Regions from separate parts of the Homo sapiens genome. Here all the other regions are linked to region 2. Evidence: chromatin contacts called from ENCODE Hi-C or POLR2A ChIA-PET data. All regions are on one chromosome and are shown on one strand. The core of a region is the stretch at or near the end of the contact, and the rest is flanking DNA. Distances in the headings are between cores, read along the strand shown. Region 1 holds the start of BPHL (biphenyl hydrolase like). Region 2 holds the start of PXDC1 (PX domain containing 1). Region 3 holds the start of NQO2-AS1 (NQO2 antisense RNA 1).

What was found. Hi-C counts contacts between places; a loop is a spot of excess contacts on that map. ChIA-PET counts read pairs that join two places held with the same protein, here RNA polymerase II (POLR2A). Pooled maps may share reads with other maps.
Region 1: a map of B cell shows a loop between it and region 2 (5-fold over the local background). The contact joins the promoter of BPHL here to the promoter of PXDC1 in region 2. A Hi-C loop is called at or near these places in 3 of 168 maps with a recorded cell type or tissue (B cell, CD8-positive, alpha-beta T cell and tibial artery), 1 of 37 single-sample maps with no recorded cell type and 1 of 50 pooled maps.
Region 3: a loop to region 2 is called in a pooled map, with 4 times the contacts of the local background. The contact joins the promoter of NQO2-AS1 here to the promoter of PXDC1 in region 2. A Hi-C loop is called at or near these places in 2 of 37 single-sample maps with no recorded cell type and 11 of 50 pooled maps. POLR2A ChIA-PET finds 5 or more read pairs at or near these places in 1 of 52 experiments (PC-9).

What each region holds. Positions count from the first base shown.
Region 1 is chr6:3,117,055-3,121,275 of GRCh38, forward strand. BPHL (biphenyl hydrolase like) reads left to right here and starts at 1,657. Exons shown (of 7, transcript NM_004332.4): 1 at 1,657-1,793. The coding sequence starts at 1,687. LOC107986556 (a long non-coding RNA gene) reads right to left here and starts at 1,593. Exons shown (of 4, transcript XR_001743928.3): 1 at 735-1,593. RefSeq lists an enhancer at 891-1,526 and a silencer at 1,565-1,954.
Region 2 is chr6:3,750,454-3,754,701 of GRCh38, forward strand. PXDC1 (PX domain containing 1) reads right to left here and starts at 1,260. Exons shown (of 5, transcript NM_183373.4): 1 at 823-1,260. The coding sequence starts at 1,078. RefSeq lists silencers at 484-563, 1,314-1,553, 1,604-1,773.
Region 3 is chr6:2,998,425-3,002,443 of GRCh38, forward strand. It overlaps NQO2-AS1 (NQO2 antisense RNA 1), which reads right to left and starts at 1,251. Exons shown (of 2, transcript NR_186367.1): 1 at 967-1,251. NQO2 (N-ribosyldihydronicotinamide:quinone dehydrogenase 2) reads left to right here and starts at 1,470. Exons shown (of 7, transcript NM_000904.6): 1 at 1,470-1,661. RefSeq lists a silencer at 1,219-1,468.

The DNA of each region.
Region 1 (4,221 bases), core at 407-2,906, 630 kb before region 2:
TTATATATGTCTCTTTCCTTTTATGCAGGAATTAATGTGATAGATTTATGTTGAGAGTAGAATATGAAAACTTTTGCATAGTCTGTATTTAGGCCAAAACTGCCTTTACTACTCAAGAAAGTCCAATGGGCCAGTGAGGACACTGCAGGTGACAGAAATTTCTATGAGTGTAACACCTACAAGCACTGTGCTCACAGGACTGACTGTTACACCAAAAAGGTCTCTTGGAGGAGAAGAAATGCAATATGCAAAGAAGCTGTTGTCTCCAATTATTCAAGCCAAGGCTACAACAGTAGCCACAAATCTGCCAGTTATTTCCAATTAAGGCAGAACGATTGACTTAAAAAGCAATAGTTGTTTTTTTTCTCCACTGAGCTTTCAATTAGATAATGTCTATAACCTTTATAAAGCTGCAATTATACAGCCAAAAGAAAAAAAATTAATTGTGGTAAAACATACATAAAACTTACCACTTAAACCACTTTTAGGTGTGTAGTTCAGTGGCAGTAAGTACACTCACAATGTAATGCAGGCATCACCAAAATCCATCCCCAGGACTTTTTCATCTCTCCAAACTGAAACTCTGTCCCCATGAAACACCAACTTTCCATTCCCCCTTCCACCAGCCCTCAACAACCCCCATTCTATTTTCTGTCCCTATAAGTTTGACTCCTCTAGGTACCTTATTATATAAGTGGAATCACACAGTATTTGTCTTTTTTTGACTGGCTTACCTCCCTCAGCATAGTGTCCTCCAGGTTCATCCATGTAGTAGCAAGTGTCAGAATTTCGTTCTTTGTTCAGGCTAAAAAATGTTCCCTTGCATGCACAGACAACATTTTGCTTATCCATGTATCTGTTTTTGGACACTTAAATTGCCTCCACCCTTTTGGCTATTGTGAATAGTGCCGCTGTCAACGTGAGTGTAAAAACATTTCTTCTTGTACACCCTGTTTTAAATTCTTTTGGGTTATATACCCAGAAAAGAAAATGCTGGATCATATAACTGATTTGTTGAGGAACCGCAGTATTGTTCATCACATGGCTGCACCATTTTACATTCCCAACAGCAATATACAAGGGCTTCAATTTCTCTACATCTTCACCAACACTAATTTCTGGGGGTTTTGCTAGTAGCCATCCTAATGGGCGTGAAGTGGTATAAACAAAATTTAGATCCCATCATCTCCGAAAAGCAAATACACTTCCTAGTACTAGTCAGTACTAAATAGGTGCACAGCGTTTAGAACTTTACTTGATCCAACATAGCAGCCTGCCTAGAGCCGGAGCCCCGCCCACTCCGGAGTCCCGCCTGGACGCCGACGCAGCGAGGGCGCTATGGCTGGCGGCCTCGCCTCCTGGAAAGGCCATGGTCGCTGAGGCGACGAGCGAGGGCGGGGCAGCGCCGACGGGGACACTCATCCCGGGAGCCAGAGCCAGCACCGAGAGGGGACGGTCTACGCGGGTGCCGGCGGTTCCAGGACTGCGAAACCACGAGCCGAGTTTCGGTCGCCCATGGGAAAGCACCCGGCAGGGCGTGGCTTCGGGGCGGGGCGGGCAGAGGGCGGAGCAGGATGGAGAGGCGAGGTGGGCGGAGCAGAGGGCGTGGCTTCGGGGCAGAGTGGGCCGGGTACCGCGCTTGGTCTTAGCGCATGCGCACTCCCGGCAGCTACGCGACCTGTGACCATGGTGGCTGTGCTGGGCGGCCGGGGCGTGTTGCGCCTGCGGCTGCTTCTCTCAGCGCTGAAGCCCGGGATCCACGTCCCACGGGCCGGACCCGCGGCCGCGTTCGGGTAATGGCGGCCACCTCGCCCCGGGGATCCCCAGCATCGGCGCGCTCGAGGGGCGGCGGGAGGGGCGCGTGCCGACAGCAGGAGTTCCCGGCGCGCGGGCACGGGGCGTGGGCGCGGCCTGGCTGCCCTGTCGCCCTTTGTGCCGCGAGACCCCGATCCTGGGGGCCAGCCGCGCTTGGTGCTCGAGCCCCTCGATCGTGCATGCGCCTCGGTCAGCCTCAGTTCAAGGAGTCTGGAGCCGTGGAGGCTTGGGCTATAGAGTGCAGCCCCTTCAGTGTGCAGACCAGAGAGACCCAGGGAGATACATTTGCCTGTAGTATGGACTCACCCGTGACGGAGCACGGACTAGAATCCCAACGCCCTCATTAGTCCATTGCTCTGTCCAGAGTCCACACTAAGGGCATAAGGACAATAATCTCTTCTTTCTCTTATGTCAGAAATCAGCCTGAGCCTGAGTACCGCTAAGGCTTTAATCACGGGTCCCGAGAGCCCTAAGTCTTCTCTTTGCTTGCTGATCTCGTACCTTAATGTGCAAAAGAATCACGTTGGGAACTGAAAATTCAGAATCCTGGGCCTCACTCCCAGAGGATCTGATCTACATGTGTGGAGATGCCCAGGAATCTGCTTTATTCTCTTTTGTCCTCCCACCTGTCCCCCCATTTCAGGTAAAACAATAACAAAAAAACTGGATTAATTTCTGACCTTCTGTCTTGAAAATGGATACTCTTGGTCCCAAGAGATACTGGGCAGAAATGTGGATAGAGCGGCATGAAGCTTGTTTTACTTTATTCTCTACATACATCCCTACACACATGCAAACACACGTATACAACGAACGTACACAGTGCATGTGCGCAGTTGACTGTTGATGGGCTACTTTCATAAAGTCAGTACTAGATAGGTACACAGCGTTTAGAACTGTACTTGATCCAACATAGAAACTTTTAGTTTGAAAACTTGATTTAGAAGGAGAAAAGAGGGCAAATCTGACCAGCTTTTAAAATTTCATATTGCAATTGACTAGCTCCTTTAATTTTAGAATTATTATAAGATGGTCAGGGCTATTTTGATAGATGGAAAAACATGTTAATGGCTACAGCTGTATAAATTAACAGTGAAAATGATTATTTTTTCCAGTTTCCTGTCTGCAGAAAGGCATCGAAATAAGTTACTGTGATTGTACCAATATAGTTCTTTTTTTTTTTGAGACTGACTCTCGCTCTTTTGCCCATGCTGGAGTGCAGTGTTGTGATCTCGCTCACTGCAACCTCTGCCTCCCAGGTTTAAGCGATTCTCGTGGCCTCAGCCTCCCGAGTAGCTGGGATTACAGGTACCTGCCACCATGCCCGGCTAATTTTTGTGTTTTTAGTAGAGATGGGGTTTCACCATGTTGGCCAAGCTGATCTCGAACTCTTGACCTCAAATGATCCACCTGCCTCAGCCTCCCAAAGTGCTGGGATTACAGGCGTGAGCCACCGCTCTCGGCCTACCAGTATAGTTCTGATAGGTTATTTAATGGTTGAGGAAGGCCCCATCCATCTAGTTGCATTGCAGATCATTCTTCCTAAAATATCTCTGAAGAAACAGGTTTTTCTGGATTTTGTACGGCCGTTTTATAAATGCAGCTGCAAGTTGATATGACATATAATCTGGGAAAACAAGCAGTGGTATTAGTTAATCCTGAAATGCAGCTGTAGCTCAGTGTCAGTAGGTAAAAGGATTCGTGTAAAAACTTTGCTTCAGAATAGCCAGTGCCCAACCTACAACTGACTTTTGTTCCAAAAACTTGTTTGTAAGTCTGCTGTTTGGAACTTTGACCCTTATTTCAAAATCCGTAAGGTGATTTATTCCTGGGTCAGGTCAAGAAAAGCCTTTTCTACCTGAAATTGGATATTATGTGCAGTTATAAATATTAATAATTCACATAACCTAACAATCTTCCTAAAAAATATTTTCCAAGTTCAACCTTGGGATGCCCTGCCAGAGAATCAGAGACTGTCCTTCTGCTGACGCTTGCCACCACGCTGTATCTGGCAGTCAGAGTGTGGCCCCGGTGCCTGAGCCCTCTTAGGACTCTGTTCAGCCATGAGGTTAGAGAGGAATCATGGCCTCTGGAGTTCTAATGGCCCCGTGGCCACTTCCTAGCTCTGTGAGTGTGGGCAGATTGTTCAACCTCTCTGAGCCTCCTGCCTTGCAGCGTTTTTGTGAGGATTTGAAACAATAAATGTAAAAGCCTGGGGATATAATAAACATGAAGTAATTAGTAGGCACAATGGGAATATTTATATAATAGTACAATATATAAGAGATGTAAAAATAATTCATCAAGATTCATGCAAATTTCAAGCCCTGAAGGTAGCAAATACTTTATTGTAGATAATGGCTACTTCACAAAACATACACAAAAGAAATAGCTGAACATACAATA
Region 2 (4,248 bases), core at 10-2,509:
CTGCCCCCTCCACCCCGCAATTCTTCCCGTCTCAATTCCAGTCCCTCTCTCTTGCGTCCTCCCGGCTTCCACCCCCTCAGCCTGGCCTCCAAAAGAAAGATCGGGCAGAGCGGTAGGAAAAGGGAAGCCACCGCGGTTTCTGAAAACAAGAATTCCCGCGAGCCAGGACGGTCACGAGGCCGGGGAGGAGGCGGCGCAGCTGATCAAACGCGAATGGGGACCAGCCCTGGCGGGGGTGCGGGGGGGCCCTGGCTGTCCGCGGCAGCCGCGGGCGGGGCGGCCGCTCCGAGGAGGGACGGAAGGGCTGCGTGGCACCTCGCGCTCGAAGACCAGGGGCGCGCCCTCCGCGGGGAGAACTCGGGGCGGCGGCCAGACCCGACGCGACCCCCGGCTCGGACCCTGCAGTTAACTGCTCCCAGACGCTTTCCCAGTGCGCCCGCCCGCCGGCCCTCGGGAGGTACCGGGCAGGGGGCTAGGGCCGGGCCGACCCTGTGAGCCGCTCAGCCCCGGGCGCCCCCGCCCTCCTCGGAAGTGACTCGTCCTCAGGGAGAGTCCGGCGCCCGCCCTGCCGGCCTCGGCCCCTTTCCCGCCCCATTTGGCTCCTCCGCCGGGGGCGCCCCCAGGCTGGGCAGGCTGGCTCCCCGTCCCCCTAACCCCGCCGCCCGGGCACCCCTCGTCTGCGGGCGCGGGGTCCAAGTGTCCCCTGTCCAGGGCGGGCAGAAAGGAGAAGTCGCAATCTCGGTTGAAGTCTCTTCCCCGCCTCCTTCGTGCACTTCAAGGCTGCCTCGGCCCCGCGCCCCTCCCGCGTCCCCGGCCCCGCACCTTGCCGCAGCGGCCCCTGCGCCAGTTCGGACCGGTCCTCGGGAAAGGCGTCGCGCAGGCGCTGCCACAGGCGGCCCAGGTCCGCCAGGCTGCGGTGCAGGTAGAGCACGCTGCGGTCCGACCACTCCGTGCGGATCTCGAAGAACTCCTCTTCGTCGCCGCGCCGGCTGACGATGAGCCTGCGGATGCCGTTCACCCAGCAGCCGCGCACGAACATGTTCACGAGCGACGTGCCCTCAAACACCGCCGAGGCCATGTCGCACGCATGCCCCCGCCAAGGGCTCCCCAGCCCCGCCGCCCGCCCGCCCGCAGGAGGCGCGCCCCGGCCGGGGTCGTCCCGGGTCTGTCCGTGGCCGGGGTCGTCCGGGGTCGGCCCGTCACTCCAAGGAGGCTGCGTATGGCCCGCGTTCGGGGCAGCGGGGCGGCGCGGCGGCGAGTGGCTCGGGCCGGCCGGGCGCGGCTTTATAAGGCGCTTCCCATCGCGGGCGGCGCGGTAGTCGACGTCGAGGTTAGGCCGCGTCCGCCTCCCGCCCGCCTCCCGCGGAACGGGCGCCGCGGGCCGCTCTGGAAAGGAAGAGGTCCGGCTGGCCGCGCCCCCGCCGCCTCCGCAGAGACCGCGCTGCCGCGGCCACGAGAACCCCCGGAGCCGGGAGCCGGGCCGAGTCCCAAGCGCTCGCCCCCGCCTCGCGCCCCCCGCGCCTCCTCCCTCGCGGCCCCGGAGCCGCAGGTCGGTGACTGGACCAGCCGGGAAGGGAGGCGGGGCGGGCCCTGCTTGCCAGGCGCTCGGCGCAGACTTTTTTCTCTTTCCGTTTCGCGATCCTCGGGACCTCCCAGGGCTAGGAGCTGCGCGCCCCACCCGGCCCGCGAGGGGATGGCAACTACCCGGGGTCCGGAGGCGGGGCTGCGAGTGTCGGGGCGGGGGGCGCGGGCCGGGTCGAGCACCGCCCCGACGAGGGCCCAGGCCAGTCCGGCCCGCCCCGGGTTCCCTCCGTGCCTCAGGTCCCCTCCGTGCCCCGCGTCCTCCCGCGCATTCCGGTCATGCCTCAGCCGCGCCAAGGCCTGGGACACGGCCGGACAGACCGCGGGGCAGCCCTCGGAGAAGTGGGAAGAGGGGAGAAAACAGTGGCGAAAAGAAGGTCTCCTGGGAAGGAGCGCCCTGGGAAGCTGGACGCGGTGGGTGCTCTTGAGGGGCCTCAGGAGTGGACTTGGGGAAACCGCCCGCCCTGAAAACTGACTCAGCGGCGCGTTACTGAGGCCGTTCCTAGTTGGAAGAGAATTAATAGCACTTGTTTGAGAATTACAAGTTAGTTCCAGAAATGAATCGAGTGACCTCACAGCCCGTAGGCAGGGGTGGGAGAGCCAGGGTGAGCCCCTCACCTCACCCCGCCCCCGCCCCGGCAGCGCTCTGGAAAGCCTCAAAGCCCAGCGCTGCGCGGAAATGTTAGAGGCCCAAGGCAGGTGGCCTGTCTGGACTCAGACCCGACCCAGATGTCCCCCCAGGTCCCTACCACTCAGTCCCACCTGCCTCGACTCAGTCCCGACCCAGATGACCACCCCCCCCCCGCCCCCACCACGACCAACTTTTATTCCGACTGCGCCAGTGACTTGCAGATAGCATAGCTTCAAATTTCCTCACCTGGTCTGGGGCGGTGAACAGGTCAAGATGGAGAGTGTCAAGAGAGACTTTTGCTTTGTCTATGATGTTTTTATATACACTTGCTAATTAAATGAACGCATATGTTTCCTGTGTAATTTTGTATAGGGGAATAGGGGCCGTGGGAACTGGAAGTAAACAGCCAGTGTGCCAGCAGCTCTTGACTCTAGGTGGTGGGAATAAGTGCCGTTGTAACCACAGTACCAGCCCAAACGGGGCTTACTCTGTTTGTAACAATGTTGAGTTACCTTGCAGGTATAACAGAGCCAAAAACTCTTAAGTCACAAAGCCCAGGCATGCACCATAGAAAAAGATTTGATCTCTAACAAACATCCAGAACCAACTATTCGTCTCCTTGGAACGAAGAAGACTGGGACATGACTGGAACCCGAACATTCGAACTCTCAGAAGGGAAGGGTCTCTTGGCCCAGAAGATAGGGGCTAAAATCCACCTCAACATACCGTACCATAAATGGCCAAATTTGAAGGCCTTCAAACAGATCCTGCCCAGCCAACATTTCTAAGTCCTTTCCTTTGCCCTCTGCTTCCTTAGAACTTGCCCCAGACCCCAAATCAGGGAGGAAGATTTGAACCTGCCTCCTGTCTCCTTGCTGGCTGGTCTTGCAATAAAGTCTTTCTTTTCTCAAAGGCAGTACCATGGTATTGCTTCCGTGTACATTGAGCAGTGAGCCTGAGGCAGGAAAATAGGGTCAGGAGGCAGGGAACATAAGGCCAATTCACACTTCGGCTGTAACAGGAAATATCCACTCCATAGGGCGTATGCTGTAAGTGACTTTGTAACTTTACTTCATCCTCTGCATTTACGTAGAGGGTAAGTGAAGTAAACAATGGAATCATCTAGGGGATATTTAAACTTCCAAAAATTCTGTAACGGGGCCTTTGAGCCCCTATGTTCGGGCCGCTCCCACACTGTGGAATGTAATTTCGTTTTCAATAAATCCCTTCATTCCTTCCTTGCTTTGTTTGTGCGTTTTGTCCAATTCTTTGTTCAAGATGCCAAGAACCTGGACATCCTCCACCGGTGACAAGCCCATTTGCTTAATAAGATTATTATTTTCTTCTCAGTATTTTTCTGTTACTTATTTTCTGAAAGTGCCAGGAAGAGGAGGGCAGGCAGGACCACCCCAAAACAGGCCACCTGTGGTATCATGGTGACCTCTAACCCCAGCCCCCAAGAATATGAAAGTGATGACGACTCTTATGAAGTGTTGGATTTAACTGAGTATGCAAGAAGACATCAGCGGTGGAATTGAGTGTTTGGCCCCAGTTGGAGACCTATGGTGTTACAGAGAAATACTCAGTAGCTACCCAGATTGGAATGTGTGGCGTGACAGGCTGGTATGCAGGATTTTTGCTCCCAAAAGTTGGGAAGGTTGCAGCAACTGCAGTGACTTCCAGATTGACTGGAAGAGAATTGAAAGAGACGTACATAAAGCAAAAAGACATACTAAGGCCCGGGCGTGGTGGCTCATGTCTGTAATCCCAGCACTTTGGGAGGCCGAGGCGTGTGGATCACCAAGTCAGGAGATCGAGACCATCCTGGCCAGCATGGTGAAACTCCATCTCTACTGAAACTACAAAAATTAGCTGGGCGTGGTGGTGGGCGCCTGTAATCCCAGCTACTTGGGAGGCTGAGGCAGGCGAATCGCTTGAACCCAGGAGGCAGAAGTTGCAATGAGCCGAGATCACGCCACTGCAATCCAGCCTGATGACAGAGCAAGACTGCATCTCAAAAAAGAAAAAAAAAAAAA
Region 3 (4,019 bases), core at 1-2,500, 750 kb before region 2:
CTGCCACAAGGTGGTGATGTTGCATCACACACGCGCATGATGGGCGCGCAGGCGCCAATGCTCCCAGGACCTGCTGTTCCATTCCTAAATGAAAGTTGTTCCCAGGATCTGGACTCACAAGACAAGGCAGCCTATTCCCTGCTGGGGAGCTCAGGGGCAAGAGGGCATCTCGGAGGGAGGGCACATTCTCACCTCTGAAGACAAGGAGAACATCATCAGCACATAGACCAATCCCAGCAGTGCACCTTAGGATGGGGAGGGCCACTGTGAGTTACAGCAAAATGAACGAATGAATGAACCAATAAATGTCTGAGAGGGAAAGTCCCAACGACCCTCAGGAGGTACAATCAAGAGTTGCAGTTATTTTCGTTAGGAACGTTCTAAACACAGGGGAAACCTTCCTTCCTTCTGCTCTATTGTTGGAGTGGGGCCATCCCGGGACACCAGAAATCAAGGAATTGAGTTTGGAGAAGGGACTTGGGGAGGTCACAGTGGCAGGTGACTGCCAAATGAGGTGGCAGAAGCCAGCAAGCGCTGGAAAAAGTCGGCCCAAACTGTTCACCAGCACCGCCCCCCATAACTCCCCACCGGCTCTGGTTTCAAGACTTTCCGTTTTCTAGGTATTTCCTTGGCCTTAAACCATTTTCCTTTAAACGAACTTTTTCTGTGAAGCCATCCGGTTTCCCCCGATAGTGGCATCTCACAAAGGACAATCCAGTATCCCAACAGCGTGTTGCGTTCCGCGGGACGCAGATTTCCTTCACAGGCACCCCCCGGGTTGCGTTTTTATAGCCACACCCACCCGCCCCCCTATCTCCTGGGCACTGCTAATGAGTCCTGCATTTCTCTCCTTTGGTCTTTGGATAAATGAACCATCCGTGCGTGACCTTTGCGAGGGCATCTTGCATAATACCAGTACACCAGCGGCGCCGTCGGTGAGTGACCTTTGGGACTGGTTTCTCTCACCAGCGTAACTCCCCGGGAGATCCGAGCAAGCTGATGAGTGTATCAGTGGCTCATTCTTTCTGTTGCACCACGGACCCTCATTCTGTAACCGGGATACCAGCCAGAGATGGGGAGCGGGAGGCGCAGGGCAGGGGCGTCCCTCCTCTCAGCACAGCCTCCCCGCGCTGGATTTCTATCAATCCAGTTTCCACCTGCCTGGAAGTCAGCAGGGTCCTCCCCAGTCCCAGATCGCCGGGCGAGGCCCCAGATGGACCTCAGGGGCGGGGAGTGGGCGGAGCTTAGGGGCCGAGGCGAGGTGTGGGTGGGGCGGGACGCCGCTGTGGAGGCGGGGCCTGGGCGCGGACGGGCGCGGAGCGAGGCACCGCACCGCCGGGGCGGGGAGTGGGCGGGGCTCGGGGGCGGGGCGGGGTGTGGGCGGGGCTCACGGGCGGGGCGGGTGAGTGGGCGGGGCCTCGGCGTGGTAGGCGCGCTGCGTAAAGAGGCCTGCAGTCCCGCGGCGCGGGGCAGGTTCCGGGCTGCTTAGGTTGGCACCGGTCCGTGGTCCCCGGGGGCGCAGTCGCAGCGCTCCCGCCCTCCAGGCGTCAGCGAGTGCGCGGTCCAGTGCGGCCGGAACCTGGCGCAACTCCTAGAGCGGTCCTTGGGGAGACGCGGGTCCCAGTCCTGCGGCTCCTACTGGGGAGTGCGCTGGTCGGAAGGTGAGTGATCCCCTGTCGGGGACCGGGGGACTTGGGAAGGACAGTTCCCGGACTGGACGGCCAGAACGCTCTCAGGGATTTCAGCTGGCCGGCCATATGGCCCTGTGGGTCGTCGCGCCCGGGCCAGGGACCATTCTGTACATAGGATCGTGCTTGGCTCTCACGGAACGCGCCCACACGCAGGGTCCCGGTGTCGAATCGTCTGGTGGAATCTGCCCTCAACCCTATGGAGCGGGTGCTGGTATCATAGTCATATTACAAGTAGGAATCAGCGGGCCCAAGGTCAGTCTGTAAAGGGGGTACCGGGGTTTAGGCCCGTGCGCTGCCCAGCGCTGCCCTGAAGGCGCGGCTGAACCACTGGTTTGCGCTGCCTTTGTCAAGGACATTGTGGCACTGTGGAAAAAATGAAAAATCAGCTTCTCTAACCTATAATCTCTCTGGGAAAAAAAAAAATCAGCTTTTTTTTTTTTCCCCGAGACGGAGTCTCACTCTGTCGCCCAGGCTGGAGTGCAGTGGCACGATTTCGGCTCACTGCAACCTCCGCCTCCCGGGTTCAAGCAATTCTCCTGCCTCAGCCTCCCGAGTACCTGGGATTATAGGGGCGTGCCACCACGCCTGGCTAATTTTTTGTATGTTTAGTAGAGACGGGTTTCATGTTGGTCAGGCTGGTCTCAAACTCCTGACCTCGTGATCCGCCCGCCTGGGCCTCCCAAAGTGCTGGGATTGCAGGCGTGAGCCACTGCTCCCGGCCCTCTTTTTCTTTTTTCTTTTTTTTTTAGAAGAGTCTCACTCTGTTGCCCAGGCTGGAGTGCAGTGGGGCAATCTCAGCTCACTGCAACCTCTGCCTTCCAGGTTCAAGCGATTCTCCCCCCTCAGCCCCTTGAGTAGCTGGGATTACAGGCGCCTGCCACCATGCCCGGCTAATTTTTGTATTTTTAGTACAGGTGGGAGTTTCACCATATTGGCCAGGCTGGTCTTGAACTCATTCTTCTTCCTTTCTTTTTCTTTTTTTTTTTTTTTTGAGATGGAGTTTCACTCTTATTGCCCAAGCTGGAGTGCAATGGCACAATCTCAGCTCACTGCAACCTCTGCCTCCCGGGTTCAAGCTATTCTCCTGCCTCAGTCTCCCGAGTAGCTGGGATTACAGGTGCGTGCCACTACACCCAGCTAATTTTTGGTATTTTTAGTAGAAATGGAGTTTCACCATATTAGTCAGGCTGGTCTCAAACTCCTGACCTCAGGTGATCCGCCTGCCTCGGCCTCCCAGAGTGCTGGGATTAATGAACCACTGCGCCCGGCCAAAAATCAGCTTCTTTAACCTTTAATCTCTGAAAAAATAAATCAGTTTAACCTTTAATCTCCGAAGATCACAGCCAAAGAAATACATGAAAAGGAACAAGTATTAAATAATATATACTTCTAGCTGTGCTGTTTATAGTTTTGGGAAAAAAATGGAAATAACCTAAGGTCCCAGAAATAGGAAAATGGGCACAAAAGGGTATGCAGGCAATGGTTTAGCTGCCGCATGAATACACACTGAATACACTGTGAGATGTTGTCTGTTAGAATGCCCAGCACGGGGACTGTCCACATGGAAAGAGGCACAGGAAAAAAAGTGAAAACATTATAAAATAACTTCTTAAAATTAAATAATGTACACGTCAAAAATATCAGAGCCCACTTGACCTGGTATATACAGTTTAATAACCACATGGCTCTTTTTTCCTGTAGGCCTGGGTAGGTGCATAGTTTCTAAAAAGGGAGAGAACTGTCACTGCTGTGGATGGGGTGCCAAGGGAAGTGCCTGGGGTCAAGTGAACAGTGACACAACTGCAAGTCAAGAGCCTGTGTTGGAGTCTTTCCCCACTATTTCAAATAGTATAGAAAATAGAGCTGAGTCACTCAAATAGAGCTGAGTTAGTCACTCAGCTCTTGGACCTCAGATTCTTATTCTTAACCGCTAGGGGGATGGAGACAGAAGTCACAAACTCACATGCCACCAGCCATATGATGTAAACATGTAAACTGGGCCAAGGAATACAAAAGGGAGTGGTGAGCTGGGGACACTGAAGAATGGATGCCCTGTCTAGAGGAGTGAAAATGAAGCATTTCATACAAACAACATGATTTCGGGCAATCACTTTGGGAATCAGGATAAGGTGTTCCCCCAGTCTGCAGAAACACTGGCAACATTTACAAAGGTAAATCATTTCATATCACTCTATTTTCTTTTTCTTTTTTGAGACAGAGTCTTGCTCTGTTGCCCAGGCTGGAGTGCAATGGCACAATCTTGACTCACTGCAACCTCCACCTCCCAGGTTCAAGTGATTCTCCTGCCTCAGCCTCCCAAGTAGCTGG